Regions from separate parts of the Mus musculus genome. Here regions 1, 3 and 4 are each linked to region 2. A link is a loop called in an ENCODE intact Hi-C map of the cell type or tissue named here. Cell type or tissue: left cerebral cortex. All regions are shown on one strand. Each heading gives the region's core, and the rest is flanking DNA. Links, peaks and the distances in the headings are about the cores only. Region 1 overlaps Agl (amylo-1,6-glucosidase, 4-alpha-glucanotransferase). Region 2 holds the start of Sass6 (SAS-6 centriolar assembly protein). Region 3 overlaps Gm40128 (a long non-coding RNA gene). Region 4 holds the start of Slc35a3 (solute carrier family 35 (UDP-N-acetylglucosamine (UDP-GlcNAc) transporter), member 3).

Region 1 (7,601 bases), core at 1,307-6,306, 160 kb after region 2:
AACCACATGGTGGCTCACAACCACCCGTAATGAGATCTGATACCCTCTTCTGGTGTGTTTAAAGACAGCTACAGTGTACTTATGTAAAATAATAAATAAATCTTTGAACTGGGGCAAGCAGGGACTGAGCGAGCAGAGTTGACCAGAGTGAGCGGGGCTGACCAGAGAAAGCAGAGGTCCTAAAAAAATTCAATTCCCACAACCACATGAAGGCTCACAACCATCTGTATAGTGCACTCATATGCATAAAATAAATAAATAAATCTTAAAAAGAAGAAATTAAGAAAGTCTTTGGCTAAGTTTGTACCATCTTAGAAAAGTACACAATACCAATACTGTTTAATTTACTAATAATTAGGTCAAAGGGCACAAGAAATACCACTTGAAGTAATAGTCAAAAGACCAACTGATATTTTCAAAATAATGAAAATTTTTACTTGATAAATGAATCAACTCAAAAGGCTCAACCTGAACACTTCAACTATTATTTTATTCTATCTTAATATATCCAAATTATCAGTTATCCTGAAAATTAAAGACTATTCTACAAGTATAGATCATAAAATATAAGATCCTCAAATACTTATATAAAATATAAGAACCAAAATACTTAACGGAGGTAGAAATTCCATGGTTGAAAAAAACGGTACAGAGCACAGGGTGGGTTCCATGAAGATGCACTTGGCATACAAAGACAAATTCTATGGAACCCTTGCTTACCTGGTAGCTAATACACTGACTGGACATCAGGCACGGGATGACTTACCTCTCAAGATGAACATAATGTCTAGAAAGAACATTTTTAACCAAAAATACAGTCTTCGCAGCAGTCTCTGGACCCATCATTTTGGAAAAATACAACTTTGCACGAAGAAAATACCCAATTGGCCACAGCCACTCCTAAAATATGATTTAAAAACAAAGAGAAAAAGAATTGTGAATATCTAACTTTATTTAAAAATAAGTTAAATTGAAAACTCTGAAAAGAAAATGAAATTCTTACAGGTCCTTGGTGGTAATTGAAGCCTCTAGCAAGGTTGTAGTTGTCATTGTCTAAGGCATTATCATAAACTCCACAGTAAACCATGTCACTGCAAAAGGATTGGCGTGTGAGGTCAGTAAAAGAGGGTCAGGCCTCACACAGGAGGCATCAGCTTTTCAGTAACAACGGCAAGAAAAAGAACCTCTTCTTTCCTAATCTGCAGCGTGAGCTCGCTCAGCGTCGGTACCTTACTTAATACCAAGTACAGGGGACGTTAACAATATGTTCAAGTATCCGCATGTTTTCTTCTCATTTACATCCCAGACTTTAATTTATACATAGGTAGGATATAAATGATACTAGAAGAGGGCCCCTGGAGGGAGGACGGGAAGGCAAGGCAAGGGAAGGCAAGAACAGTACCGGATATATGTAATGTGAGGGCAGAGTGAGGGTTGTCGGGTGGGAGGAAGATTGACAGGTAGCCAGGGAGCAGGGGGAGGAGCCTTCACAGAAATATGTATGAATAGTGTCATAATTAAACTTATTATTTTGTATGCTAATTAAAAAAATTAATAAAAATATTGAGGCATCTTGTCTTCAAGGAGCTTGTCTATATTGTATTTAAAGTCAACCATTTCAGTAGGCTTTCAATATGTGCACAACAATTAAAATGTCCAAACAGTTGTTTGAATTACGAAAAAGTAAAGATAAGGTTTTATTGACTACAGAGCAGAAAGGCATTATTTATGTAAATTATTTATTTTGTGGTGCCTACTGATCAAACCTTGGGCCTTATCTATACTGGGGAAGTATCCCACAATTTATACAACCTTAGTCCATGTAGGGTCATGTTTTAAATTTCTCTATGAAGCTATTTTAAAATTAAAATGAGGCCGGGCAGTGGTGGCACATGCCTTTAATCCCAGCACTTGGGAGGCAGAGGCAGGTGGATTTTTGAGTTGGAGGCCAGCCTGGTCTACAGAGTGAGTTCCAGGACAGCCAGAGCTACACAGAAAAAAAACCTGTCTCAAAAAAACTCAAAAAACCCAAAAAACCAAACAACAAACAACAACAACAACAACAACAACAACAACAACAACAACAACCAATAACAAAAAACAAAAACTAAAATGAGGGCTGGCGAGATGGCTCAGCGGGTAAGAGACTGCTCTTCCGAAGTTCCTAAGTTCAAATCCCAGCAACCATATGGTGGCTCACAATCACCCATAATGAGATCTGACGCCCTCTTCTGGTATGTCTGAAGACAGCTACAGTGTACTTATGTAAAATAATAAATAAATCTTTGGGCTGGAGCAAGCAGGGACTGAGCGAGCGGGGCCGACTGGAGCAAGCATAGGTCCTAAAAATTCAATTCCCAACAACCACATGAAGGCTCACAACCATCTGTACAGCTATAGTGTACTCATATACATAAAATAAATAAATAAATAAATAAATAAATAAATAAATCTATCTTTAAAAAAGTAAAATGAGTATACGGTCAGATTATAAATAACAGTTGAATAGATATTGCTATAATATGTAGAATTTAAAACAAAGTTATATACTGAGCAGTGTTATAAACATTGCCAACAGATGAGTTATGCATAGTAAGTAAGTAAGTACAATTTAACTAAATTGTAACTTTTAAGATGTTGTTTCATGACACAAAGTGGCCATATGAACCTTTATCATTAACTTTTAGTGAGATCAGCAAGTCTTCTGTTTGTTTTTGAGGGCTTAGAGTTTGAGACAGGGCCTGACTGTGCGCCCCTGGCTGCCCTGGAAATGTCTCAGTAGTCCAGGCTGGCTTTGAACTCACAGAGACCTTCCTTTGTGTGCCACCACACCTGAGCTGAACATGCAAACAGACAAAAAAATAACAAGTATCTGTAAACAAAATTTTGGGTATCAAGAACGAAATCAAGCCAAGCATGGTGGTATGTGTCTAATGCTAGGAGGTTGAGACAGGAGGGTCAGGAGTTCAAGGTCAGTGTCAGCTGTGTAAGACTCTGTCTCAATAAACAGAAACGAAATAGCAAGATCAGTATATAGAAAGGCCAGTTGACACAGGGGCAGTGGTGGCACATGACTTTAATCATAGCACTTGGAAGGCAGAGGCAGGCAGATCTCTAAGTTCAAGGCCAGCTTGGTCTACAGAGTGAGTTCCAGGAAGCTACAAAAACAAAAACCCAACCAAGAAAGAAAGAAGGCAGGCCATGTATAGCGGTACACGCCTTTAATTCCACCCCACTCTGGAGGCAGAGGCCGGCCTGGTCTGCAGTGGAAATCAGCACGTGATAAAGTATAAAAGCCTGGCTCAGATGGTAAGCACACTGGCTGCTCCCCCAGAGGATGAGGGTTCAATTCCCAGAATCCACATGTCTCACGACCACCGGTAGCTCCAGTTCCAGGGTATCTGATGCCCTCTTCTGGCCTCTGTGGGAACTGTATGCAAGTGGTGCAACAGAGCTACATGTAGGCAAAACATAAGAAAACAAAAACAAAAAACCCAGAAAGACCCTAGAAATTTAGGAAAAGGGTTATAAAAGTAAAGACATTTGCAAATGCAAATTGTAAGATAAAAAAACCACAGTTCTTTACTGATTTAGGCAGAAAGAGTGGTGCAATTGTCCAGGAAGGACGGAGACTTCTGGAAAAGAAGATCATTACAGCCACCACTACAAGTGGACACATATGCCTGCCACTTAAAATAGCACAAACAAGTGTAGGTTATCCAGGAGTATGGAAAAACTATCCACAAAAACAAAACATAAAGACTGTCCTTGAGGGCCTGGAAAGATGGCTCAGCAGTTACGAGCATGTGTTCTTCTTGCAGAAGACCTGGGTTCAATTCCAGCACTCACATGATGGTTCACAACTGTCTGTAACTCCAGTTCCAGGGGATCCATGCCCTCTTACTGCCTCCAAGGGCACCAGGCACACATGTGGCACAAAGAAATATATGAAGGCAGAACACTTATACACATAAATGAATATGGGGGTGTGGTGCTGAGGACAGAGCCCAGGGTCCTACATGTGGTAGGCATGCACTCTACCACTGAGCTACATCCTTCCAACTGCTCCTCACGAGGCGGGCTCTCATGTGGCCAGGCTGGTCTCAAACTTGTGAGACAGTGGAAGGCCATCATGGACTCTCAATTCTCCTGTTTCAACTATCCAGAGGCTGGGCTACAAGTATACGCCATCATGCTGGGCTCAAGAGCTATTTTAAAGATTTATTTATTTACTTTATGTATATGAGTACACTGTTGCTGTCTTCAGACACACCAGAAAGGGCATCAGACCCCATTACAGATGATTGTGAGCCACACTATGGTTGCTTGGTATTGAACTCAGGACCTCTGGAAGAGCAGTCAGTGCTCTTTACTGCTGAGTCATCTCTCTAGCCTAATACTAATAATACTAATCTATGTGGGTTAAACACAATTTCAACTGCCTTCTTCTTTTCCCTTTCCCCTTTCCCCTTTCCTTTCCTTTCCTTTCCTTTCCTTTCCTTTCCTTTCCTTTCCTTTCCTTTCCTTTCTCCTTTCCTTTCCTTTCCTTTCCTTTCCTTTCCTTTCCTTTCCTTTCCTTTCCTTTCCTTTCCTTTCCTTTCCTTTCCTTTCCTTCCTTTCCTAGACAGTGTTTCTCTGTGTCCATCCTGAAACTCATTCTGTAAACCAGACTGGCCTTGAACTCAGAGCTACCTGCTTCTGCTACCTCCTGGGTACTAAGATTAAAGGCATTCACACCCACCACCCAACTCAACAACCTTCTTAATACTAATATTCCAACTTACTCTGGGTCTAAAGTTTTCATGCCAAGGGGACCAAGCAATTTTTTTTCTGCAATTTCCAAAGCCTTCCAAGCCTTCTCAGCAGTAAAGAGTTCAGGGGCCTAATGAAGGTGAAATAAACAAAGAAAAAACATTTTAATATCGCAGAACAATTAGTTCTTACTCATGTAAGAATATGGTGTAGGTCAGATGGTGAGTGGAACCTGACGACTCTAATCCTCCGAGGCGGAATCTGAGTCGCCTTTCTCGGCTGAGAGGCTGGGAGAGCGCACGGGCCACCGGGGCCACCCGTGAACAAGAACCAAACAGGAGCCACAGCTACACCGGAGGCAGAGCTCACCTCCCGCTGCCACGTCCTAGGCGTGCAGGAGCCCTATACGCGTACCCGAAGCTTCTCTCCTCTCTTCTTGGCGATAATGAACTCAGAACTTGTACGCCAACAGCACAAATGCTTGCGACGGGTGGAAGGAGAGAAAATCTGCACCCATCTTACAGAGAAAGCGGAGCAAAGGCATCACGCCAAAGTGCCTCTGTGCAAGCCTGCTCTCTCTCTCTCTCTTTCTTTCTTTTTATTTTATGTGCATGGCTGGGTTTTGTCTGCATGCATATCAGTGTGAGGGTGTGAGTTACAGAGAGTTGTGGTTGCTGGGAAATGAACCCGGGTCCTCTGGAAGAGCAGTCACTGCTCTTAACCACTGAGCCATCTCCAGTCTGAAAGGGTACACTTTCATACCACTACAATTAGTAATATCTGCTTAGTAATCTTTTTGACAAAGTCAAACACCCAGGGAGGCATGGCTAAACACAGTCCTCCTAGTCCACTGCCCTGAAGAGTTTATTTTTAGACTGAGATTTTACAATAAAAGGGGATCAAGAATTCTTAGCTAGGTGGCTGGAGAGATGGCTCAGTGGTTAGGCACACTAGCTTCTCTTCCAGAGGATATAGGTTCAATTTCCCCACACCTACAGGGTGTAATTCTAGTCTCAGGGATCTGATGCCCTCTTCTGGCTTCTTGGGGCATTGCATATACATGACATACATTACATGCAGGCTCCTCCTCCCCCCCCAATAAAATGGTAAAACAAAATAATAATTAATAATAAATAATCCTTAGCTAAATAGAACTAATGAGAGAAAGACCACAAAGGAGACAGATGTGACTATAAGCTGCTGTGGACATTCCCTAACACAGAGCTTTCTGTCTAGTGCACTGGGGAGCTGTTTGTGGCATGCGCTGAGGTAACACAAATGTTCAGCAGGCCAGGGTGAGGGCTGAGGCCGACTGAGGCAGCTGGACCTGGCCTAAGAGACCCAGTCCATTCAGCCCAGTGTGTGCATAGACGCCAGGTACTGGGCATGTGTGACTCTGGGAGCGTTTGTTTCTCTGCATCCACTATTTTCCATTTTTGACACTAAATGTTTTGGATTAGAGGTGGTATGCATACTAAATTACTCTAAAACCATAGAATACTATCCAGAAAGCAATAATGTTTCATGGTTAAGTGGAACTTAAAACCAAACAGAAGAAAAAAGGCCCTTAGTAGAGTTACCATGACATTTTTGAAATGTGAAGGCACTATATCACTCACCACGACCATTGCTATGGTGAAGTTGGGCCTGAGCTGATAGTCACACCAAGGACTCGACGCACCATAGCTGTCCTTGTAGATGCCGCGTTTGTGAACCAGGTTCGGATGCTTCTCGTTAGGATCTGAAGGGTCTTCGGAAACATGAAACAGCTTTTCGAAATTGTTTTGTATTTTTCTGTTCCACTCATCGTACGAGACTGCCACAACCTTTCCTGAAAAGTGACAAGAGACATTTTGTAGATCTTCAGAACATTTAAACATCTGTTATTGCCAAAACTTCATATTTAGCTTCATTATGAAATAAATTATCTATGTTTTAGAAAATGTGGCTGCTTTAGATGGAGATATGCTATAAATTCAAAGACCAAATACCTCTCCCAAAAGAATGACAAACAGCTCAGGACTAACTTCATACTCAACACACTGTGCTAACAAATAACACTTCATATGCACTGAATTAAACATACAGTTACTTTCACCTACTTCTTTTTTTTTTTTTTTTTTTTTAAAGATTTATTTATTTATTATATGTAAGTACACTGTAGCTGTCCTCAGACACTCCAGAAGAGGGCGTCAGATCTTGTTACAGATGGTTGTGAGCCACCATGTGGTTGCTGGGATTTGAACTCTGGACCTTCGGAAGAGCAGTCGGGTGCTCTAACCCACTGAGCCATCTCACCAGCCCCACCTACTTCTTTTTTACGTTTTAGAAAGTCTAGGGCTGGAGAGATGGCTCAGTGGGTTAGAGCACCCGACTGCTCTTCCGAAGGTCCAGAGTTCAAATCCCAGCAACCACATGGTGGCTCACAACCATCCGTAACGAGATCTGACTCCCTCTTCTGGAGTGTCTGAAGACAGCTACAATGTACTTACATATAATAAATAAATAAATCTTTAAAAAAAAAAAAAAGAAAGTCTAGAGTTGTACAGGTAGCTCAAACATTGCTTCTGTTGCGTAGGAACATTGCTTCTGTTGCGTAGGAATTGTTCCAGAAAGGGATGGGAAGATTTCCAGACTGCCCATGTGCGTGACTTGCTCACAGAGTGAGGGAGAGGCCATGGAGGCAGGCACCACGCCGCCTCTTCTCTCAGCTCACTGGTGCTGTAGGAACGGTGTCAGTAACCAGCTGTTAGCATTTCCATATTGGGAATTAACCATTTTTCTTTCTTCTTAAAAGCTAGCCTTTTCTGGTATTGATTGGCTGAACCCAATGACGGCGACAAAGGTTA
Region 2 (7,601 bases), core at 1,554-6,553:
AACAAAACCATAACATAGTATTAATATGATGCTGAAAACAGTTAGGCTGAAGAATGCTCCCGTCTCTCACCGTCCCACACCATCACCCTCTGCACACTCACTCACCACCGAATATGACTTCCCAGCCTCAACCACAGTGACCGGGCTGCTGCCTGGCCTCTGTTGCTGGTGGATGGCTGAGTCTGGTCCGTTGGGACTGCTCACAGTCAGGCCTCTGGGCGCAGTCTTATCTCTCTCTTTACTAAAGGAGCTGAGCACTGAAGGTGTGGGTGAGAGGTTACTGTTTTTCTTCTAGATTAACTTAATGTTACAATACCATGTTTTTCCTTTGATATAGCAGCTTACACTGAAGCTCAATTGGTAGCCAAGGCTTGCCTGGAATGTTTTATGCTGTCCAAGCTTGCCCTGAATTTTGGGTAATCCTCTAGCTTAAGCCTCCCAGGTGCCAAGATTACAGGTATGTGCCACCAAAGACAGCTAACATACTTTTAGCTCATAGCATCTGGGGCAGTGGTTCTCAACTGAGAGGCATCCGAAAATGCGGAAGGGTATCTGTCGCAAAATGACTAAGAAGAGGGCTGGGCAGTAGTGCAAGCCTTTGATCCTGGAACTCAGGAGGCAAGAGGCTGAGACAGGTTGGTCTCTGTGAGCTTGAGGCTAACCTGCACTACAGAGTGAGTTCCAGGACACCTAAGGCTGCTATAAAGAGAAACCCTGTCTCAAAAAGCCAACCAAACAAAAAACCCAAACACACAAATAAACCCCACCACCAACAAAAAAACCCCAATATATCTTGAGATACATTCTGTAAAATGGTCCATATCATGAAGCAAATGAACATACTTATCAATTTCTACCAAATTATTGTATTTTGTTTCCAAACATAAATATGAATTTTTGGGCTGGAAAGATGGCTCAGTAGTTAAGAGCACTAACTGCTCTTCTAGAGGTCCTGAGTTTAATTCCCAGCAACCGCATGGTGACTCAAAATCATCTGGGATGGTTTTGCCCATCTGGAATGAGATCTGATGCTCTCTTCTGGTATGCACGAAGACAGTGTACTCATATACATAAAATGAATAAATATTTAAAAAAAATAAATCTAGCCGAGTGGTGGTGGCGCACGCCTTTAGTTCCAGCACTTGGGAGGCAGAGGCAGGCAGATTTCTGAGTTCGAGGCCAGCCTGCTCTATAGAGTGAGTTCCAGGATAGCCAAGGCTATACAGAGAAACCCTGTCTCGAAAAACCAAAGATCAATCAATCAATCAATCAATCTCTGTAAATGTTTAGCTCTGGCTTAGATGGACACTGTTTAAGATGTATGTGGCCTGGTGCTAGCTCACATTCACTATCTCTACACTGAGTCTGCATCTCAAAGACGCCCAGTAGTTATTCTTTACAACTTTAATCCTAAATTCTTATCTCTGATTGGAAATCTCTTGCTGCACCATCACCCCTCTCTGTCCCGCTATGGCGATGGGTGTGTTGGCATATCATGTACCTATCGTCGAAGCATTTGGAAAGCAAAGCATAAGAAACATTTGAGCTGTGCTGAAGAGCAGCCTAAGTAATGCAGCACAGCACCCTATCTCAAAAGCAAGCAAAAAGAAAACATGAAATAATTATTCTGGGCTGGTCAAGGTGGCACCCACCAGTAGTCTTAGTACTAGAGAAGCTAAGGGAAGACGGCCTCAAGTTTGGGGTTAGCCTGGGCTACACAGTGTAACCTGCCTCCTATCTAACCAAGCCAACAGATAAAACACAAGTACAGAAAAGAGGAGGGAAGAAAAGTACAGCTATCAAGTGAGTACAGTACATTTGCCAAATTCAATCTGCATCTTATAATACTAAGTATTTATATACAGATATCACACATACATTTCAAATACTTACAGGCTTAGGCTTCTCTCTTGAATTACATTTTTTCAAATGTTTTGCTAGTTGGTCTTCATACACTGTGCTAAATTTAAAGAGAAAATTTAAGAGTTAGAAAAATCGTAAATGAACCTTGTGAAACTTAACCGTTTCTAGTACATCACACAAACAAATATATACAAACACACACACATACACACACACACACACACACACACACACACACAAAGACTAATGCACTCACGCACCCCAAATGACAAAAACCCACTTATTTGACCTTATACTTAACTGTTTTGGATCTAAAGGACACAAGATTCTTTTCCGAGTATTTTCTTCCTAATAAATTAAAACGGATACATTTATTTAAATGTCAAGTTTATTACATTCAGATGTTAGATACACCCACAGTGTGTTTCTATTCCTAAAATAAGGTAAGAAAACTTAAAGGATACAATGAAAAATAAGCAAGATTAGGTCATGCCGCATAATAAGAGTCTTCATTGTAGCTCGCTTCTGTATGAATGAATAAGTACTGTTTTGGCTTGCTAATGTAATTTTGCATCAGAGATAACACCTCCTAAAAATGGGTACAGTAATTGTATGCACCATTAAGAAAAGATGTTAACCATGTACTTTGGATTAACTAACAACAATATTCATCATGTACAAAATGATCTTTTGAAATAAATATATACTGGGTATAAGTGGCTAAATTGAGCTGACTAAAATACTCATTACTTGCATCCTTGCTCTTTTTGAAAAGTGTTGCCCATTTAAATTGATTTTAAAATGCGTATTTGTCTAAAGGTGTTCAAATATGGGGAAATGATGGGCGTGGTGGAGCATGCTTTGAATATCAGCTCTCCAGAGGAAGGGCAGACAGAGCCAAAGGCCAGCCAGGGTGACCCTCAGACCCTCTCTCAGAATAGAGTACAGGAGAAAATACGCCAGGAACAACAAGGCATGGCTTTAACAATTTAGAATGGGTCATATTCACTAGCTTTGCAACTTTTCTAAATGCTAGTTACAGTCTTTTATGTTTTATGCATTTAATTATAGGCACTGGGAGAAAAGCAAGGGAAACAATGTTGGCAGGTCTGCCCCACAGATCCTATCAACCTGGATGCAACAGGATGGCCCAATTATTAAATCCAGAGGCCAGTGGTTAGGTGTGATTCTCAGCTCTTTCTATTAGCTGCTAACTCTATAATCCTGACTGCTTCATGTAAATAATAGTATAGACTTTCTATATTAAGTATAGACTTACTATATTATTAAGTAGAATAATAGTATGACTTGCTTCCTAAGGTTTGTGAAAATTGAATTTTTAAAAGCAAAATAACGTTTAGTACTAGCCCTACAGCCAAAGCTGACCAAGTATTTACTCTTAATTTTTCTCAATTGTTTATTTCAATTTATTTCAGAATGTTCATGAAGATACGCACACTGAATTTTAGAGAAAGTTAAGGAATTTTCAGTATTAAAAAAAACAACATTATTTCATGTATAGACTTTTAAATTAAATTCCAGTGTGATTCTTTGATGGAGACCAGCTAGTTGGGAGGCTAAGGCAGGAGAATTCCTGGGATCAGATGTTCAAGACCAATATGAGCAATTCAGCAAGATCCCCATCTCAAAAACAGAAAGTTGTCTTTCAAGGGAAATAGTACTCTAACTTTCAAAGCGTAATCACAGAACACACACACACACACACACACACACACACACACATTTTTAAAATCTATTGTTTGAGTTTAGAAACAGTGTATAGCAGGTTAGTAAAATGTTTTCTTTTTTGGTGTAGAGGGTAATGAGGCTTCCTGTGACTTTAGACTTAACTCTCCAGGAAAACACCTTATGAACTTGTAATTATTATTCTGGGACGGAGAAGGAAAAATAAACGTAAAATAACAAACTTCAAAGTTGAAAGCAAAGTTTTTTGTTTTGTTTTGTTTTGTTTTTTTCTTTTTTTTGTCTCTCAACAGACATTAATGTCATAAGACATTTTGGTTGTAAGTGCAAAAGTATTAGTGGCTCCTAATGTATAAAGAACAGGCAAATTACTAATCTACAAGTCTAAACAAACAAACAAAAATTGTTTCTAAGTTTCTTCCCCATGCATTCACAAGTGGTTATCGTTCAAAAACAATAACTATAATTAATTAGAACCCAGTTAATAAAACCTAGTGATCTTTTTCAAGCACTCCTTTATAAAAATAATCACTTCCCCTGAGGATGGGGGACTAGCGGAAGGAAGGATGAGTGTAAGGGTCTCTGAGACAGCAGAGGGAGCTTTTAGTACAAGAAAGCAATGCTCCTCGGGGGCTCCTCGCGGCTCCGAGCGGTGGGCAGAACTGCATTTACTTAAATCCATGGGACGGAAGCAGGAACCTGTCAAAGGGGCGAGACTGGGGTCCAGCACCCACAGACCCGCGACTCCCAGGAAGGGAGGGCGATAGCTGACCTCGGCGGAGCCAGCGTGTTCGCCACAGAACCTTTTCCCCGCGGCCGCCACCATCCTGCAGAAGCGCTTCTTCTTTTCTACGAAGTAGTTGCATCTGCCGTCGATGGGAAATCCGATCGAGGGCGAAGTCGCCGCCGGAGCCTCCATAACGCTGGGTCCTTTTGAAAGCCTGGCTCAGCCCAAAGTTGTCAGTCCCCTTTGGTCCCACTTCCCTTAACAAACGTGGCCGCCTGAGGGGGGTGGGTCCACGGAAATGACGCATCAGCCCGGCTCGGTCGGTGCCCGAACCGGAAAAAGGTGACGGTGGCTGACGAGGTCCAAAGCTCCTTCGTTCCCTCTGTTTATCGTTTCCCTCCTCCTCCGCGGGAGCTGAGCGCCAAACTCAAACTCATCGGGACCGGCTCTTCTTTGCAGCCGGGACCGAAGGCCGGGCCTACTGGGCTTCTTCACCCTCCCGTCGGGGCAGCGGTCCGACATGAGTCAAGTTCTGTTCCAGCAGCTTGTTCCCTTGCTAGTGAAATGCAAAGACTGCGAGGAGAGGTGAGCTCCCGGAGCCGGCGGGTGGCGGTTGGGGTCGCGCCAATGGGGAAGATGGCGGCTGGGTTCCGTGGGGATCGGTCGGTCCGCGGGTGTCGGACTGTCACACCGGGAATCGGGAAGGGACCCTGCGGACTTAATGGATACCTTTGTTTGTGGCCGGGCCGGCCGTTGCGGAGGGGACGCGAGGAAAGGGAATGAGGAAATGGCAAGCCGACTCCTTCACGTCCGTGTTCTGGCCCTCAGCGGGACAGAGCCCAGCCTGTCCTTTCTGGGTGGCAACTCTGATTCTCCCTGTCATTTCCACAAAAGCTTCACGGTGACTTCAGGGAGCTGTCCGCACTAGGATTCAGGTCGCCCGGCCCTTCACTCATGCTCTCCTTTGAAGAACACTGGGGGTGAAGCTTTAGAACTCCATCTAAAAACAAAACAAAACGTTCAGTGACATATTTCGGTTCATCCGCACGTCAGTTTCAATCATTTAACCAACTCCCAAAACTGGAAAAATCAGGAATTCTGTACATTCAAAACATAAGTCAACCCGTAAAGCCCTTCGTCGGACCCCTGGGGATACCTTGATCTTCACAGAGTTTACACTAGGGTATCTTATCGCACAGATGAATGCAAACTTGCCACACTAACCACAGGCGATCTGATTTTTCCCTCTTTTACTAATAACTTTTTAGTTGTTAGTTTCTGTGAACATTACATTTTCTCATTTGCTAAATTGATTTAATATGTCTAGCTGTTCATTTGATTGCAATGAAGACCAGGTGTGAAAATGTTTGTAGAAACTAAACGGTGAAAAAAATGTTGAATTAAAAAACAACAAAAACAAAAAGAAGACACTGATGTATTGAGTCGCTGGACTGTTAAACTGTGGTATGCGATTTAAAATTAGGTCCAGAATCAACCAGCAAAGCAGTCAGAAAAATGGACTTAAAACATCAGCCGTATATAGGAATCTGTAGGTTATTTAATTGTCTTATTGTTTGTTTGATTTTGACAGTTGAAGTGGTGCCCTCACTTAGCATGCTCTACCACTGATGTGTAACCCCCACCCCACCCCAGCCTCTCATTGGTGATTATTTTGTGATGTTTAATATATAGACATGTAGTTATTGAATTCGGGCTAATCCAAACTGATGTCTGTAAGTATAAAATTCATAGATTTTGAAGACCTGCTAGTAACAGAAATGTAAAAAGTCTCAATTTTATGTTGATTATCTGTTGCGGCTTTATTTAGGGTATATTGGGGTCAAATGTATTCAAATTAATTTTTACTTTGAGAGTTATTTTTTTTAAGTAACTTCTAAACAGTTTAAAGTGACACACATGACTCAAGTTTGTGGTGTCCATTTTGTTTCTGTTGGGCAATATGGGCCATTACTTGTGATTCCATGCCTGACACTCTGAACTCTTCTTCGACACATTAAATTGTAATCACAGTTAATCGTGTTAAAACACAACTTCAACTTTAAAAATTACTCAGCCGGGCATGGTGGTGCACGCCTTTGATCCCAGCACTCGGGAGGCAGAGGCAGGCGGATTTCTGATTTCGAGGCCAGCCTGGTCTACAGAGTGAGTTCCAGGACAGCCAGGGCTGTACAGAGAAACCCTGTCTTGGGAAAAAAAAATTACTCTTGTTTAGAAACCCGATATTCCTATCACCCATGGCAAGGCTCAACCAGCTGTTCATAAATCAGATTTTTCTGGAGCACAGCCATCCTTATTTCTTACCCACTGTCTGTGGTTGCATCTGTGCGATGCAGAATCAATGAGCAATTGTATGGGAGTATTGGCTGGAAAATTACTGCGTGGCTTTTATGGTAGATTGTATATATATATATATGTATATATATATATATATATATATATATATATATATATATATTTTTTATGTATATGTATATATATGTGTATATATCTCCTCAGCACTGCAACAGCAACAATAAAGGGGCCGGGCTAGCAGGGTAGCGGAGAGGAACACAACCACACACGATTGTGACAGAGACTCTATAGCAGTGGCTTCTGATCTTCCTGATAATACAGTTCCTTATGTTGTGGTGACCCGCCCAACCATAAAATTATTTTTGTTGCTACTTTGTAACTGTACTTCTAATGTAAATATCTGTTTTTTATGATAGTCTAAGGTGACCCCTGTGAAAAGGTTGTTTGACTCTCATGGGGGACCAGACCTGTAAGTTGAGAACCACTGCTCCATAGTCTTCAAAGTCTAAAATATTCACTCTCTGACCTCCTAGAGAATAATTTTGCTAACCCCTGACCTATAGGAAGAACAACGTAGATTCCTTAGCCAACTATTGAAGAGCAGTTTACCCCAGCAAATACTTGCCTGCTGTGTACCCTAAACTATTCTGGGTACAGAGACCATGAGGTTTCCTTCCTTTCACCTCCGAACAGCAACATCAAAACCAGTCGCCATCTTGGTTCTCAGGGAACGCCCAGACACAGAATTGAGAAGACCCCCTCGGAGAAGCAGCGTAATGCAGGTTCCAGGGTTAGATCTGGAGCCAGATTGCCTGGGTTTAAAGTCCCAGTTCTGCCACTGCCTGGGTGATCTTGGACAGTTTGCTTACTGCGTGCACATTTCTGTGGGTTGAAGCTTTGTCCTTGCAGCATGCTGTCATCAATGCTGTTATCGACTACCACTACACTGTGCCCCCAGCTTACACTTTCACTTGTTTTTTGGTCTCATCTTTAA
Region 3 (7,601 bases), core at 993-5,992, 240 kb after region 2:
CATGCTGTCTTGTTTAAAAGTCTCACTCAGGTGGAAGTATACTACAAAACCTACCAATGTATCTCTATCTATGTACCTATGTGTCTGTGTATCTATGTAACTATGTAACTATGTATGTATATGAATAAATCTATATTATCTATCTATCTATCTATCTATCTATCTATCTATCCATCCGCCTACCTATCCATCTATCTATCTATCCATCTATCTATCTATCTATCTATCTATCTATCTATCTATCTATCTATCTACCTACCTACCCACCTACCTACCTGTCTATCTATGTGTTTATCTATACCTCCCCTGCTCTGTGTGTGTCTCTCTCTGTGTTTCTCATCTGTGTTTACAGTCTATTTGTGGGTTAAGTCCTGTCTTAAGTCTTCCTCGGCAGCAGGCGTACCAGCAGTAGTTGCACCTGAGTATGCACTGTCTCACTTCCCTGGAGTCATGTTTGCTGAAAAGGGGTCTGTTGAAGCTGGACCCTACTCCAGCCCCATTGCTTTTGTCTCATTTCTCCCCCTAGACATGTCCCAGACTGAGAATCTATCAAACCTCTCCAGCAGGGCTGTGGTCCTGCATCCTGCCTTGACACTGGGGTGTGGGAATGCTGCTTGGGGCTGCGAAACTAGAGGGAAACACTAGACTGCTTTTACCCTACGCCAGTCAGCCCCAGTGAGAAATAACAGAGAATTAGGCTGACGCTGGGGTTCCCTGACTCCTGGACATCCAGTCACCACTAGAAACCATAGAGTCAGGAACAAAGGGGGCCAGTGGGCTGAGGATGAGCCTGGTGGCGTTGGGGGGAGGGGAACTCTAGCTTAGTTTAGCGATGATGAGTCCAGGAACCCTGAGGGGCCTTCTGAGGGAGACTTAGGCAGCATGGCTCTGTAGACAAAGGCTTTCTCCATGTTCCCCATGGTAGTTCTTGGTGAAAGTGGCGGTTCATGCTTATCCATACCATTTTCTGACCGTTCATTGTGGAAAATGGGTCCATTATCACTTCCCCAGGGTAGACCAGAAATTAAATACCGTTTGCAGAAAGGAATGTCCAGGAAGGGAAGCTTATTGGCTAAACCCTCAGGGCCTCTAAATACCTCACTAGCAAGGGGAGATCTTTGTTTTGGGCTACATGACCACTGGTCATGTCCCTTTGTGGGTCACATGTTCTGGGCCAGGAATCTTGGTAGGGAGCAGAGACATGCCTACCATCCTCAGATGGGTCCCTGGGACCTGGGGTCTGTGAACCCAGTCAACCTTACCCAGTTTCCTGGCACGGACCACTGCGCCACAGGACTCATCTGGTTGGTCTCTCGGGCAAACTCAGTAAAATGAAAAGAGAGAACGAGCAGGCATCATACCTGCTTGCCGTTGTTTTGGGGACGCCCAAAAGAGTTCAGGGTTTTGTCAAAACCAAGTCACTGGAGAGTTTAATTTTCCTTGGGGGGAGGGCAGAATTCTCTTGTGTGTTTGTTGCTACAGTCAAAGGTGAGCTTACTCTAGGAGAGCTAACAGAAGACACTGCTCAGACTGTAAGCGGGAGAGTTTTATAAGGGAAGAGGTCATGTTACTGACACGACTGACCCAGAAACCCACAGAACTACAAACACACATTATCAAGCTTTCTCCATGTTGTTTGCAACATTTATGGTGGATATTTTTGTTTTGGTTTGGTTTTGTTTTTCGAGACGGGGTTTCTCTGTATAGCCCTGGCTGTCCTGGAACTCACTTTGTAGACCAGGCTGGCCTCGAACTCAGAAATCTGCCTGCCTCTGCCTCCCGAGTGCTGGAGTTTAAAGGCGTGTGCTACCACGCCCGGCTGATATTTTTTAATGTTGCTTTCAACTTGTTTGCTATTTTCAGCAAGCGATTACCACAACACACACATACATCATGCATATATACATACATGCATATATACACACATACAGGCATGCATGCATACATATATAATTTTGCGTCAGGGGCATGGAAGTCTGTAATTTAAGATTAAAGCTATGTAGGGCTGGAGAGACATCTCAATGGTTAAGAATACTTGTTCTTGCAGAGGACCTGGGTTTATTTCCTAGTACCCATGTGGCAGGTAACAGCCATCTGTAACTTCAGTTTCATGAGGTCTGACGCTCTCTGTGGGTCGACGGGGCACCTAGTGCACACACAATCATGCAAGCAAGATATTCTTGATCACAACATAAAATAAATAAGCATTTATAAATGGGTTAAAGCTATCACTTAACTTAGGCTGTAAAAGCTGATTCCATGTACAATCCAAGATATAGTGAGGTTGGGTATATTGTTCTCTCAAAGGCAGGTTAAACGTAAATAGGCTGAATGCATAGTAGGACAGCAGGTTAAGTATGCAGTCTTGAATGCTCTCTAGGCACCTTATTAACATGGTGGCAAGATCTGGGAAATTAGTTTATTTTTAATGCAAGAGGTGTTTTCATAAAAAATGTGTCACTACAATTTCCTTTGTCTCTGTTCATAGCACTATAACAAAATGCCAGCTATTATGTACTTTACAGTTGCGAAGCCTTACAGTTGTAAACCACGATCGAGGATACTGAAGGTTTGATGTCTAAGGAGGCTTCATTTCCTGCTGCCTAGATGATGCCTTTCTGAATCTTCACAGGGTAGAAGCCAGCGAGTTTCTGAAGCTTCTTCACTGAGGGCACGAATTCTGGACCAACTCTGAACAAGACGGGCTTTACCCGACACCGACTGCGATACAGTTGTGACTTAGACATGTGGGCTCTTGGACTGTGGAAGTCTCCTTAAGTCCCTGTTTCAGGGGGGCCCTCATTGCTGCTCCCCAGTCACTGTTGCTCTGCGGGTTATGCAGGATACAGCCCTTTGTCTTTATTGGGGACATATCAGGGACGGAGCTTTACGGGGATGGAGGAATAAAAAACAAGCAAGCACCTCCCTTGCCATTCAAGGACCAGACAGGGGGAGCCGTGAGCTGCCATAAAAGGAAATGAACTTGTTCTTCCTCGGAGTCAGGCATTCGGAACACAATGTCCTGGTGTCTGCTGCCCCCGTGTGGACATTTACATGTGTTGACTTCAGTCTTGGGTTTTCCTTATTAGGTGGTTCTATGCCCAAAGAAAGAATAGGTCAGATACAAAGAATTTTTTTTTTTTTGGAGGGGGGGGGGTGTTCGAGACAGGGTTTCTCTGTGTGGCCCTGGCTGTCCTGGAACTCACTCTGTAGACCAGGCTGGCCACGAACTCAGAAATCCGCCTGCCTCTGCCTCCCAAGTGTTGGGATTAAAGGCGTGCGCCACCATGCCCGGCTAGATACAAAGAATTTAAGGCGTCCTTCTGCCTCAGCTTGTCCCCAAATCCCTCTAGGTTCCCTGTGCTCTAAGGGTCACACGTATCCACTGCCTTTTTCTCCTTGGTGGTATGCTATCCTGAAGCAGGACTAAGTCCACACTGGATCTCCCCTGCCTTTAAGAGCTTTTGAAGAATCAGCTTGGGGAATGGAAACCTCCAGAGAATCGCCCTTTTCTCCTTACCTTGAATGTAGATGGCACGCACGACTAGTTTGCCATTGGCATAGCGGACAGGATGGCTTGTTATGTCTATGATTTCGTCCTGTGGTGTACGTATAATGTCCCGGCTGTCTCAGTCGCTTTCTGGGCTCGCATATGTGACTACGTAGCCACACTATGAAGTGCTGTGAAAAGGAGCTGAGTGTGGTGATGGATGTCAGCCTTCAAGAAATGGAGCCATTGGTGCAGGAGGACAAGCGCAGTCGTATTTCTCTAACAATCACATGAACCCAGAGGCAGATCACTCTCCAGTTGAGATCCGAGCCCTGGAAAATACCCGGATTGCAGGTGAAAACCAGAGGGCTGCATGAATCTGTGCCTAGATTCTGTTAGGGAAGAAACGTGTGCTGTTTTTTTTTTTTTTAACCAGCGGGTGTCTGCGAACCTTTGCTATCGACAGAGAAACAGAACTCTGCTCTTTGGTTTTTACTTATGACTTCCCTGTCCGCGGGACCGCATCACACATCCTAGTCTGTGTTCTAGTTTGCTGTCTGGTGCTGTGATAAATACCAGGATCAAAAGCAGCTAGGGGAAGAAAGGGTTTGCTTGACTCGAATGTCTCTATCACAGTCCACTGTAAAGAGAAGTCAGGGCAAGAGGAGAAGCAGGAACTGAAGCAGAAACCAGGGAGGAGCACTGACAGCGTAGTACACTCAGCTTGATTGCCTGCCTCCCTCCTTTCCTTCCTTCCTTCTTTTTTGTTTGTTTGTTTGTTTGTTTGTTTGTTTGTTTGAGACAGGTTTCTCTGTTTTACCCTGGCTGTCCTGGAACTCACTCTGTAGGCCAGGCCAGCCTAGACCTCAGAGATCTGCCTGCCTTTACCTCCGCAGTGCTGGGATTAAAGGCATGGGCTACCATGCCTGGTTCTCAGCTTGCTTTCTTATACACCCCAGGACCACTGCCCATGGTGATCTGATTCCTCCAACATCCATTATTAATCAATAAAATTCCCTGCAGACATGTGCACAGGACAGTCTGATGGAGGCAATTGGAGTTGAGGTTCCCTCTTCCCAGATAACCCTACCTGTGTTCAGTTGACCAAAATTTAACCAGCACAGTTAAGTTTTTGAAAATCAATACAATCAACAAATAACCTTTGGTTTAGAACTGCTCTTCCCTCCCACCAAGAGTCTGGCACGGACCTTGCTCTTTTGGCTCCTTGAAGGTGAGTCCTCTGTCAGGGGCTATCCCAGCTCCTTACCAGAGTCCTGAGGGGGCTTGCATATGTAATTTACCTACTCAAGGTAAAGCTGGTTTAATGACAAACTTTGTTCTTTCACAGTATGAGCTATTAGACTTTCCATGGCTTCAATCTTAAGTTGCAACAGGCTCCTTAATCCTTTCACAGTTACAAGAAACTTATGATTCCTGGGGAAATAGACAATTCACAGAGCAGAAAAATATAAAACCAAAATGTCTTAGCTAAGGTTTCCATTGATGTGAAGAGACACTGTGACCAAGGCAACTTTCATGAAGGTTGTTACTGGGACTGGGTTACAGGTTCAGAGGTTCAGTCCATTATCTTCCTAGCAGGAAGCACTGCAGCATCCAGGCAGGCATGGTGCTAGAGAAAGAGCTGAGAGTTCTCCATCTTGATCTGAAGGCTCTCAGGAGAAGACTATCTTCAGGCAGCTAGAAGGAGAGCCTCAAAGCCCACCCCCACAGTGACACACATCATCAACAAGGCCACATTTCCTGATAGTGCTATTTCTTAGGTCACACATAGTCAAACCACCACATAAAACTTCTTAAAGTTAGGAAACTATTGAATTTACAAACAAAGCTAGTAAGAAGCAGTCTATGATGGATGTCATGGCGGATCTATAAAATGAGAATAGGCAACTGAAAACTCTCAAGGAAAAAAAAAAACTTGGAAAACATCCTAAATCAATCCAGTATATATCAGAAAATCAGTAGACAAAAAACGGAATAGATTTTAAGTTATATATAGAAGCAACTGACTGCTGTCCAGGTAACTGGGTAGAATATGTGTTTTTTCCGTTCACAAAAATAACCAGTGAGGGACTAAGATTAGAGATCCCAAGTTAGCCAAAATCTAGTACTACATTCACCTTTGCCTTCTGAACTTCTGAACTTGGTGTTTCCTATAAAACATCTGCCCTAAGAACAGACTGGTACCACAAGTAGGCTCCTGAGTCCTTTTGTGGTCCTAATCAATCAGTCTTGGGTGTGGTGTTCAATAAACGATTCTTGCTTAACTGAGATCTGTATGTGTATCGTTTGTGTGTCAATTCTTTAATCCCAACATGCATCTCCATGTCTAATGCCAAGATTTTCTTCAGATCTTCAACTCCTTTGAACTTTGTTGACTGCAACACATTTTTTTTTCTCTTGTGTTGGTTCTTCTCCTTGTTAGCAGCTCTCTTTGGCAGGTATGTCTCCAGGACAATATAGGCTTCACCTGTCTAGCTTCACACAATGGGCTCTCTGGACCTCCATGCAGATGCCCTTGCCGTACTCCTGGCTGGCCTCAGCAGCTTTCCTTAGTCACAGAAGGAGATTCCATAACTCTTTCACAAAATGGCTTCTCTGGGCCTCCATGCAGGGACACCCCTGCCAGATGCCTGGACTCAACAGTTTTCCTTAGTTGCAGAGAGAGATTCTACATCCCCTTAGTTCTATCTTTGACTCTAGAGCCAGAGCTACATGGCTGAAGCTGCCAAGTTCAGCTGCTTGCTGGGGTCAGAACATGGCCCCCTTATTCAATTTTATCTTTACCAGTTTTCTGTTTTCAATGGTTTTCTTCTCTCTCTAAACTTGGCTGGCCTGGAACTTAGAGATCTGTATGCCTCTGTCTCTTGAGTGCTGGGATTAAAGGTTTCTTCTGTTGGAACTCAAGGAGTCTATTGCCATGCCTGTACCTCAGCTTTTCTTTAATTCCTTCTCACAAGATTGAAGCTTAGCAGAGTGGGATCTCGCACTGAAGTTACCACTCCCTAAATTCCATTTTTACGTTTGTTTTCTCCATTTCATTAAAACACTCTTGATAAGAGTGAAACACAGAACAAAGTCTATAGTAGGCTGTTTTGAGATTTCTTTTGCCGATGCAATTAATTTAAATCTCTCCACTTTAGCCCTAGACAGATTCTTTGGACAAGGGCAAAAAGCAGCCACATCCTTCATCAAAGTGCCACAAGAATGATCTTTAGGCAGCATATTAAAATTCTTCCCCTCTAAAGCCCCTTGAGCCCCCACAGTTTAAATCACCCTCAGAAACACTGTTTTCCATGTTCTTGCTAGTATGGCCCATTGTGCCCTGCTAAAAGCATCCCACTGCTTTCCAAATACAATGTCTCAAAATAAATATTCCTCCAAACAAAAGCATGATTGGACCTATCACAGCAAACCCCCAGTTCCTGGTATCAGTTTCTGTCTTGTTAGGGTTTCATTGCTGAGAAGAAGCACCATGACCAAGACAACTGTTATAAAGAAAAGCATTAAATTGTGGCTGACTTACATTCCAGGGTTTTAGTCTATTCACTTTGTAACAGAAAGCATCATAGAATCCTGGCAGACATGCTGCTGGAGAAGGAGCAGAAATTTCTATATCTTGATCTCCAGGTAGCAGAAAGGAATTATATGTTATACTGGGTGTAGCTTGGGCATAGGAGACCTAAAAGCCCACCCTCACAGGGACAAACTTCCTCCAACAAGGCCACACCTACTCCAACAAGGCCACACCTCCTAATACTGCCGTTCCCTGAGTCAAGCATTCCAACACATGAGTCTATGGAGATAATACCTATTCAAACCACCTCATGTGTTATCACAGATTTGGCCATGTAGGGATAAACATGATTCTTTTAGGGTGGCAGAAATAATCTGTACCTTGATTGTGGTGGCTACATGACTACATGTACTAAAAGGAAAAATTTTTACTCTCTATAAAATTGTATCTACATAGAATTACATTACATGAAAAACAAACAGAACCACCAGGCTAATAAACAAAGTAACTTTTTTGTTGGTACTGAGAATTGAGTCTTTAGATCCCATACATTCTCTGCAAGCACTATACTCCTGA
Region 4 (7,601 bases), core at 969-5,968, 120 kb after region 2:
GTTCCAGGACAGCCAGGGCTATAGAGAGAAACCCTGTCTCGAAAAAAAAAAAAAATTAAAATAAAGTTTAGTGCACATATATAACATACCAGGCATAATGACACAAACCTGTAGTCCTAATGGAGATATAACCCTACACCCATTTCCAACAAGTCTCAAAACAGCAACAACAAAAAACAAAAACAAAAAAAGAAAGAAAAGAAAGAATACACACACACACATATATATATATCACAGTGTTAACTCTTTCATTAATGGAGACAATTAAGTTGAATAGCCTTAACATACACTTGCTGTTTTTAAAACTGAAATCTAATATTAAGCAACTATTCATATTATTCTGAACTTTTGAAAAAAATTACTTAACATCAAATAGAAACTCAAAATTTTTCAAGAAAAAAAGCACCTAGTTACTGAATTATAATCATAATCCTAGTTAGTTCTATTACTGAATCATAAAATGCAGCTTTTAACAGAGAAATCCTTTCCATTGAGTCTATCGCCTGTGCACATTCATTTGGGATATTAACTTCCTTGGGAGGGGGTGTTGGGGAGGGTGAGACAGGGTTTCTCTGTCCTGGAACTCACTTTGTAGACCAGGCTGAAATCCACCTGTCTCCACCTCCCAAGTGCCAGGATTCAAGGTGTGCGCCTAGGCAGGTATTAACCCTTAAAAGGCACGTGCTTGAGTGCATACATCCATCTCAAACTCAGTGATGTAGGATAAAGCGAAAATCACATGACCTGTGTCATCGTCAAAAGTCATCTAAATGGAACCAATGATAATTGTCCTACTTCAGAAATAATTAAGGTCCAATGGAAAAGTGCCACAAGTTAGAGGCTATCCTGGACTACTTATTAAGTTCCAGGTCAGCCTGGAGGACTATGATGTGAAACCCTATATAAAATACCTTGGTGTGACTCTAATAAAGCAAGTGAAAGATCTATATGACAAGAACTTCAAGTCTCTGAAGAAAGAAATTGGAGAAGATCTCAGAAGATGGAAAGATCTCCTATGCTCATGGATTGGCAGGATTAATATAGTAAAAATGGCCATCTCACAGAAAGCAATCTACAGATTCAATGCAATCCCCATCAAAATTCCAACTCAATTCTTCATAGAGTTAGAAAGAGCAATTTGCAAACTCATTTGGAGTAACAAAACACCCAGAATATCGAAAACTATTCTCAACAATAATATTATTATATAATAACAATATTCTCAGGTAATCACCATCCCTGACCTCAAGATGTATTACAGAACAATAGTGATAAAAATTGTATGGTATTGGTACAGAGACAGACATGCAGATCAATGGAATAGAACTGAAGACCCAGAAATAAACCCACACACCTATAGTCACTTGATCTTTGACAAAGAAGCTAAAACCATCCAGTGGAAAAAAGACATAATTTTCAACAAATGATGCTAGTTCAACTGGTGGCCAACATGTAGAAGAATGCAAATTGATCCATTCTTATCTCCCTGTACAAAGCTCAAGTCCAAGTGGATCAAGGACCTCCACATAAAACCAGATACACTGAAACTAATAGAAGAGGAAGTGGGAAAAGCCTCAAACACACAGGAACAGGCGAAATTTTCCTGAACAGAACACCAATGACTTATGCTCTAAGAACAAGAGTCTACAAATGGGACCTCATAAAATTGCAAACCTACTGTAAGGCAAAGGACACTGTCAATAGGATAAAATGGCAACCAACAGATTGGGAAAATGTCTTTACCAATCCTACATCCGATAGAGGGCTAATATTCAATATATACAAAGAACTCAAGAAGTTAGACTCCATAAAACCAAATAACCCTATTAAAAATGGAATACAGAGCTAAACAAAGAATTCTCACCTGAGGAATACCGAATGACTGAGAAGCACCTGAAAAAATGTTCAGCATCCTTAATCATCAGGGAAATGCAAATCAAAACAACCCTGAAATTCTACCTCACACCAGTCAGAATGTCTAAGAATAAAAACTCAGGTGACAGCAGATGCTGGCAAGGATGTAGAGAAAGAAGAACACTCCTCCATTACTGGTGGGATTTCAAGTTGGTATAACCACTTTGGAAATCAGTCTGGAGGTTCCTCAGAAAACTGTACATAGTACTACCTGAGTACCTAGCTATACCACTCCTGGGCATATACACAGAAAATTCTCCAACATATAACAAGGACACATGCTCCACTATGTTCATAGCAGCCTTATTTATAACATCCAGAAGCTGGAAAGAAACTAGATGTCCTTCAACAGAGGAATGGATACGGAAAATGTGGTACATTTACACAATGGAGTACTACTTAGCTATTAAAAACATTGAGTTCATGAAATTCTTAGGCAAATGGATGGAACTAGAAATTATCATTTTGAGTAAGGTAACCCAGTCATAAAAGAACACACATGATGTGCACTCACTGATAAGTGGATGTTAGCCAAAAGCTCAGAATACCCAAGATACAATTCACAGACCACATGGAGCTCAAGAAGAAGGAAGACCAAATTGTGGATGCTTCAGTCCTTAGAAGGGGAACAAATTACTCATGGGAGAAATACGGAGACAAAGTGTAGAACCGAGACTGAAGGAAAGGTCATTCAGAGACTGCCCCACCTGGGGCTCCATCCCATATACAGACACCAAACTCAGACACTATGGTAGATACCAAGAAGTACTTGCTGACAGGAGCCTGATATAGCTGAGAGGCTCTGCCAGAGCCTGACAAATACAGAGGCATATGCTCTCAGCCAACCACTGGACTGAGCACGGGTCCCTAATGGAGGAATTTGAGAAAGGACTGAAGTAACTGAGGGATTTGCAACCTCATAGGAAGAACAACAGTATCAACCAACCAGAACCCCAACCCCCAGAGCTCCCAGGGGCTAAACCACCATCCAAAGAGTACACATGGAGGGACTCATGGCTTCAGCTGCATATGTAGCAGAGGATGGTCTTGTCCCGCATCAATGGGAGGAGAGGCCCTTGGTCCTGTAAAGGCTTGATGCCCCAGTGTAGGGGAAATGCCAGGAGTGGGAAGGAGGGTGGGGAAGCACCCTCACAGAAGCAGGGGGAGGGGGAGAAGGGATAGGGAGTTTCCAGAGAGGAAACCAGGAAAAGCGATAACATTTAAAATGTAAATAAAGCATCCAATAAAAATTAAAAATATATAAATAAAAAATCCTATGGTTATCTTAAAAACATTTCAATATGTTGGGTAAAGTTACTTTTTTAAAAAGAATGTCTAGCTTAGAAATAAAACTATTTTTAAAAAAGAATGAAAGGATTACATTAACTTGTATCATGGAGTGGTTTACATTTTGAAGGGTTTTTAATGGCTACCTAAATTATTTAAAATCTATTCTTGGTTATGGATACTCCACAGTAGCTAAGCACTTACCTAGCCTTCAGTATGACCTATGTTCCATCCCTAGAACCACTAACTAAGTAAATTGTCGCTGAGTATTTCTGAGAGAACTGTCAGAGAGTGGCATTAAATCTCCAGCTTCAAAAAGCGATTGCAAAGAACTAAAATTACAGCTCAGTGACAGAGTGCTCCGTCAATTCCCACGGGGTTCACTGCCCAGCACAGCCACACACAGTGAAGAGGGGGCAGGAGTGGGGGTGTGTGGGTGGATGAAGAGAACCAGGAGATAGTGAGACAGAGAAGAGAGGGGGCCCTGCTCATGCGTGTGCTATCAGGTCAGGCGTAGTTCCAAGGCAGAAAGACTTAAAGCTGCAAGTTCCGTTTTGGAAGCTATTGGTATGGTGCACCTGAAAGTGACCAGAAAATAAGGGCAGATGCGGTAGGAAAAAATTTAAAGGGAGGGAAGTTAGTCAGACGCATAAACGTAGGAGTCATTCATTTGAAAGCAAGCAACTTGAGTTAGTAGCAACGGAATGAAGACGTGAGAAACAACCAAACATTACCTGTAACTACCAAAATAAGTGTCTACAAAGACTCAACTCAGGTGCCATCTTCAAATATTGCGTTTAATAGGATATAATAAAGGGCACACTCCTATAAGTGCCTTGCTACAGTTAAAACCCATTACTTCGTTTAATATCCCTTAATTAATCTGAACTAGCAGAAACTTGAGTTAGCTTAAATAAAATGTTCACTAAGCTCCCCACTCTTCAATACTTAGAACCCCTGCAAACTCTCGCCACACACACTGATGGACACCCATCGCCTTCGGTCTAGACTTACCACGGGCACCCTTTCCATCTCTCCAAGTCCCTGCAGCTTCTTGACTACACCGTCCTTTCTCACCGAGCAGACTCGTCCCTAGCCCGGGGTCACAGGCTGAGCCGGAGCTCCCGAAATGACCGCGGAAGGACAGGCCGCCAGCCTGGCCCCCAAGGCACTTGGCCCGCCAGTCTGGAGCTTGCAGGCACACTGCCTGCCACACCCCTCCCCTCCCGACCTTTTCCTCCTCCACCCAGAACGTTTCGGCACGTCCAGGCCGGAGGTACAAGGCGCCCATTCATCTACTCCTCATAAACTAGGGCTGCAGCCGTCCGCTGTGGTCCCGGTGGCCTCAACCGCCCCGCGCCCTCCCAGCCCGGCCTCGGCGTCCCGCCAGCTTCCCCCAGCGCCCTCCGCTCACCCGCCGTGCGGCTCGGCCAGCTGCCCGCACTGGAGCCCCGGGCTCCGCGACGCCGGGAGACCCAGGCTGCCGAGCCCGTCGGCTCCGCCGCGTCCGCTGACCCGCAGCACCGCCGGCTCCCGCCGGCTCTGTGGCCCGGACCGCTTCGGTGAGGCCCAGGCGTTTCCGGGTTCCCGCGGTCCGGTCCGCCAAAGGATCCGGCTTCCGCCTCGGCCCCGGCAAACGCCGTTCCCTGTTCGGCTCCGGGGGCCCCAGCTTCGCGCTTGCGGGACGCGTCCCTGAGGCGACCCCAACCGCGGCTGCTCCTCGCGCAGCTCCCGTGACAGTCTCACGGTCGCCGGAGAGTTTGATAGGAAGGTGTCTCTCTCCCCACAGTCCTGCGGCAGAAAGTGGCGGGATGATCTGTCACTTAAGGAAGGGGACAAAGTCCTTTGGATCAAAGAACTCTGATGAGAACCGGGAGGCGGATCTTGGCTCCTGAAAATGACCACCAGTGAGTTGAAAACAAGATTATACCTGGTGCAGGTTACCAACCTTAGTCTAGGAGCCAGCTGGTTCGGTTAGGAATGATCCCTGTCCCCCACCCTGGGAGACCTGGAAGAGTGTCAGGAACGCAGAATGGGCTTAGTGTCACTAACCAGGGGAAAGGTGAAGAGAGAAAGAGAGCAATTTACCTCTTCCTGTCTGCAAGAATCTCATGCATATTACGTTTCAGTCTGCTAATGTATTTCCAAAAGTTCCCAACCACTGTAGCCATTGCTGGCTGTGGACAGGCTGAAATGTAATATTCTGGGTCCGGATTGATCATCGGATACAGCAGATTTATCCCTTCCCTGTTAAAACAATGCTCCTAGAATTAAGCTTACGCTTCTTTGCGTGGCAAATGATTAAAACCATCCATTAGGGAAGCATCGTTAGAAAACAACGGAGAAAAATAAAATTAAATGACTGTTAGCACATGATGCCTCGCTTAAATGTTTGTGTAATCCGACCTTCAGAAAACTTCTGGGGGATGGAATGTGGATTAGATCTTGATATTTGCTAGGGTCCGAACCTAAAACGTCCCCCAAAGATTCATCATGTGGTAAAGGTTTGGTTGCCAGCTAATGGACTTTGATGTTGGGGGAAGTGAATGGATAGTGAACCTCTGACCTAAGCCACTGATGTATTAAATCTTTGAAGGTATTATTAGGAGATGGTGTAAATGGTGGCACAAGCCTATTTGGAAGAAGTGGGTCGCTGAGGGTGTGTCTTAACCTAGCCTTTCCTCTAGCTCTCTTTGCAGCCTGTATGCTTTTTTTGGTAAATAACTGCCCCAGTACATAAGTTCCAACCAGAGACCCAGAGGCAATGAAACCTAGTCACCATGAACCAAAACATCTGAAACGATGATGTTTCAGGGAGGACTAATAAGTCCTCCCTCTAAGTGGCTTTCTCAGGCAAAAAGAAAGTAACAAATACAATACTTCTTATACTTCTTACTTTTTTTTTTTTTTTGACGGGGTCTCACATTGTAGCTCAGGATGGCTCCAGGCTGGCATTGAAGGTCTCGATCTCTTAGCAACCATCCTGTCTCAGCCTCTCTGTGCTAGCTAGGATCAAAAGCTAGAGCACTCAAATCTGCTTTCTATCCCCTTTTTCCTCCCTACCAACCCCCCCCCCCCCAATTATTGCCAATTGACCCTAGGCCTTTGTACCTCATATACTTCCCACTGAACCCTTTCTCCATTTTTTAAAAAAGAAACTCTGTTGGCATTCCTTCTAAGCTCTGCCCAACCTGACTATCTCCAGGTAGACCTGGCTAGTCCCTCCTCACTCTCTTACTCTTTCTGCCTTTTTCTCTCTCTGATCCCTTTCTCTGCTCTCCCCTTCCTCCTCCCCCCACTCTCTTCTGTTCCTAGCCAGCCTCTCCTCTCCTCTCTCCTCTCCCTCCTCTTCCCCTCCCCCTCCTCCTCTCTTCCTCCCCCTCTCTCTGTCTCTACTCAACTCCCCTTCCCATGTCTCTATAAATAAACTCAATTCTATACCATATCTGTCGTATGGCTGGTCTTTGGAGGGTGTGGGGAGGGGATGCCTCAGCATGAGCCCACCAAGGCACCCCTCCCACACCTTACTATTCCTGGCTCTACAAACATATCTTGGCTCTTTTTTTCTCTCTCTTTTTTTTAAATAAAACGAAACACTTAATATCCTTGTACATGCTAATTACACCTTGGCACTATTGTGAATTGTTTGTGTGTGTGTGTGTGTGTGTGTGTGTGTATCTTTGGTGTATGTGTATACTGATACCCAGAAAACAGTCGATACTCCATAAATGTATGATTGTAAAGGAAAGGGAACATTTAAAATATATAAGCAGGAAAAATATGAAATGGACATAAGTTCTTTTCTGTTGTTTAATTTGGTTTTAAAGACGAGGTCTCCTTATATAGTCCAGTCTGCCCTGAATCTTGCTATCTAGCCCAGATTGGTTATAAATGTATGGTTCACCCTGGCCTTAACCTCTTGACTGCTGGAATCACAGGTAGATACCACTATGCTCAGTGTCACAAATACATAGGTTAGAAAAAAGGAAGATTTTTTTTCCTCTTACTCTTTAGGAAATTTTAAAGTGATTTAAAAAAAAATAGAGGTGGAATGATGGGGGTGGGCTTTAAGGTAATATATACTCTCAAGCTACACCTAGTGTAAGACAGACATTCCCCCCTGTCTGAAACTGGATCAAGATACAGAGCTCCCTGCTCCTTCTCCAGCACCAGGTCTTCCTGGACACTGCCGTGCTTCCTGCCATGATGATAGTAGATAGAACCTCTGAGACTAAACCAGCCCTTAAATATTGTCCCTTAAAAGAGTTGCCTTGGTCATTGTGTCTCTTCACAGCAATAAAATCGTAACTAAGACAAAAGTTGGTACCAGGGACGGTGGTTTTGCAGTGACAGGCCTATGTTTTTGTTTGGAGGAATGTGGATTTTGGGACTTTGGATTT

What was found. Peaks named below come from ENCODE experiments on the same cell type or tissue, not always from the same donor. Only the 100,000 strongest peaks of a DNase experiment are listed, where the experiment ranks them.
Region 1: it touches region 2 in a loop (4-fold over the local background); 17 of 42 quality-filtered maps call a loop at or near these places.
Region 3: a loop joins it to region 2, with 3 times the contacts of the local background. A loop is called at or near these places in 11 of 42 quality-filtered maps.
Region 4: it touches region 2 in a loop (7-fold over the local background); 3 of 42 quality-filtered maps call a loop at or near these places.

The regions. Positions count from the first base shown.
Region 1 is chr3:116,745,614-116,753,214 of GRCm38, forward strand. It overlaps Agl (amylo-1,6-glucosidase, 4-alpha-glucanotransferase), which reads right to left. Exons shown (of 34, transcript NM_001081326.1): 30 at 6,372-6,583; 31 at 4,785-4,882; 32 at 1,004-1,091; 33 at 767-900. Among named protein-coding and RNA genes, the nearest start is that of Slc35a3, 37 kb to the left of the region's middle. In left cerebral cortex, for the core only: CTCF peaks have their summits at 2,229 (motif pointing left), 3,425 (motif pointing left) and 5,789 (motif pointing left); DNase peaks (open chromatin) are centred at 3,408 and 5,778.
Region 2 is chr3:116,590,300-116,597,900 of GRCm38, forward strand. Trmt13 (tRNA methyltransferase 13) reads right to left here. Exons shown (of 12, transcript NM_030016.3): 2 at 4,340-5,294; 3 at 2,165-2,211; 4 at 1,894-1,960. The coding sequence starts at 4,486. It overlaps Sass6 (SAS-6 centriolar assembly protein), which reads left to right and starts at 4,659. Exons shown (of 17, transcript NM_028349.3): 1 at 4,659-4,879. The coding sequence starts at 4,815. In left cerebral cortex, for the core only: a CTCF peak has its summit at 4,169 (motif pointing right); a DNase peak (open chromatin) is centred at 4,637; H3K4me3 peaks cover 1,989 bases; H3K27ac peaks cover 973 bases.
Region 3 is chr3:116,833,190-116,840,790 of GRCm38, forward strand. Gm40128 (a long non-coding RNA gene) reads right to left here. Exons shown (of 3, transcript XR_867574.1): 2 at 3,521-3,822; 3 at 2,168-3,095. Among named protein-coding and RNA genes, the nearest start is that of Gm40128, 4.5 kb to the right of the region's middle. In left cerebral cortex, for the core only: a CTCF peak has its summit at 3,025 (motif pointing left); a DNase peak (open chromatin) is centred at 3,016; H3K4me3 peaks cover 557 bases; H3K27ac peaks cover 306 bases.
Region 4 is chr3:116,707,468-116,715,068 of GRCm38, forward strand. Slc35a3 (solute carrier family 35 (UDP-N-acetylglucosamine (UDP-GlcNAc) transporter), member 3) reads right to left here and starts at 4,813. Exons shown (of 8, transcript NM_144902.4): 1 at 4,616-4,813. In left cerebral cortex, for the core only: no CTCF peak of the experiment used is centred there; DNase peaks (open chromatin) are centred at 3,655 and 4,810; H3K4me3 peaks cover 2,017 bases; H3K27ac peaks cover 1,212 bases.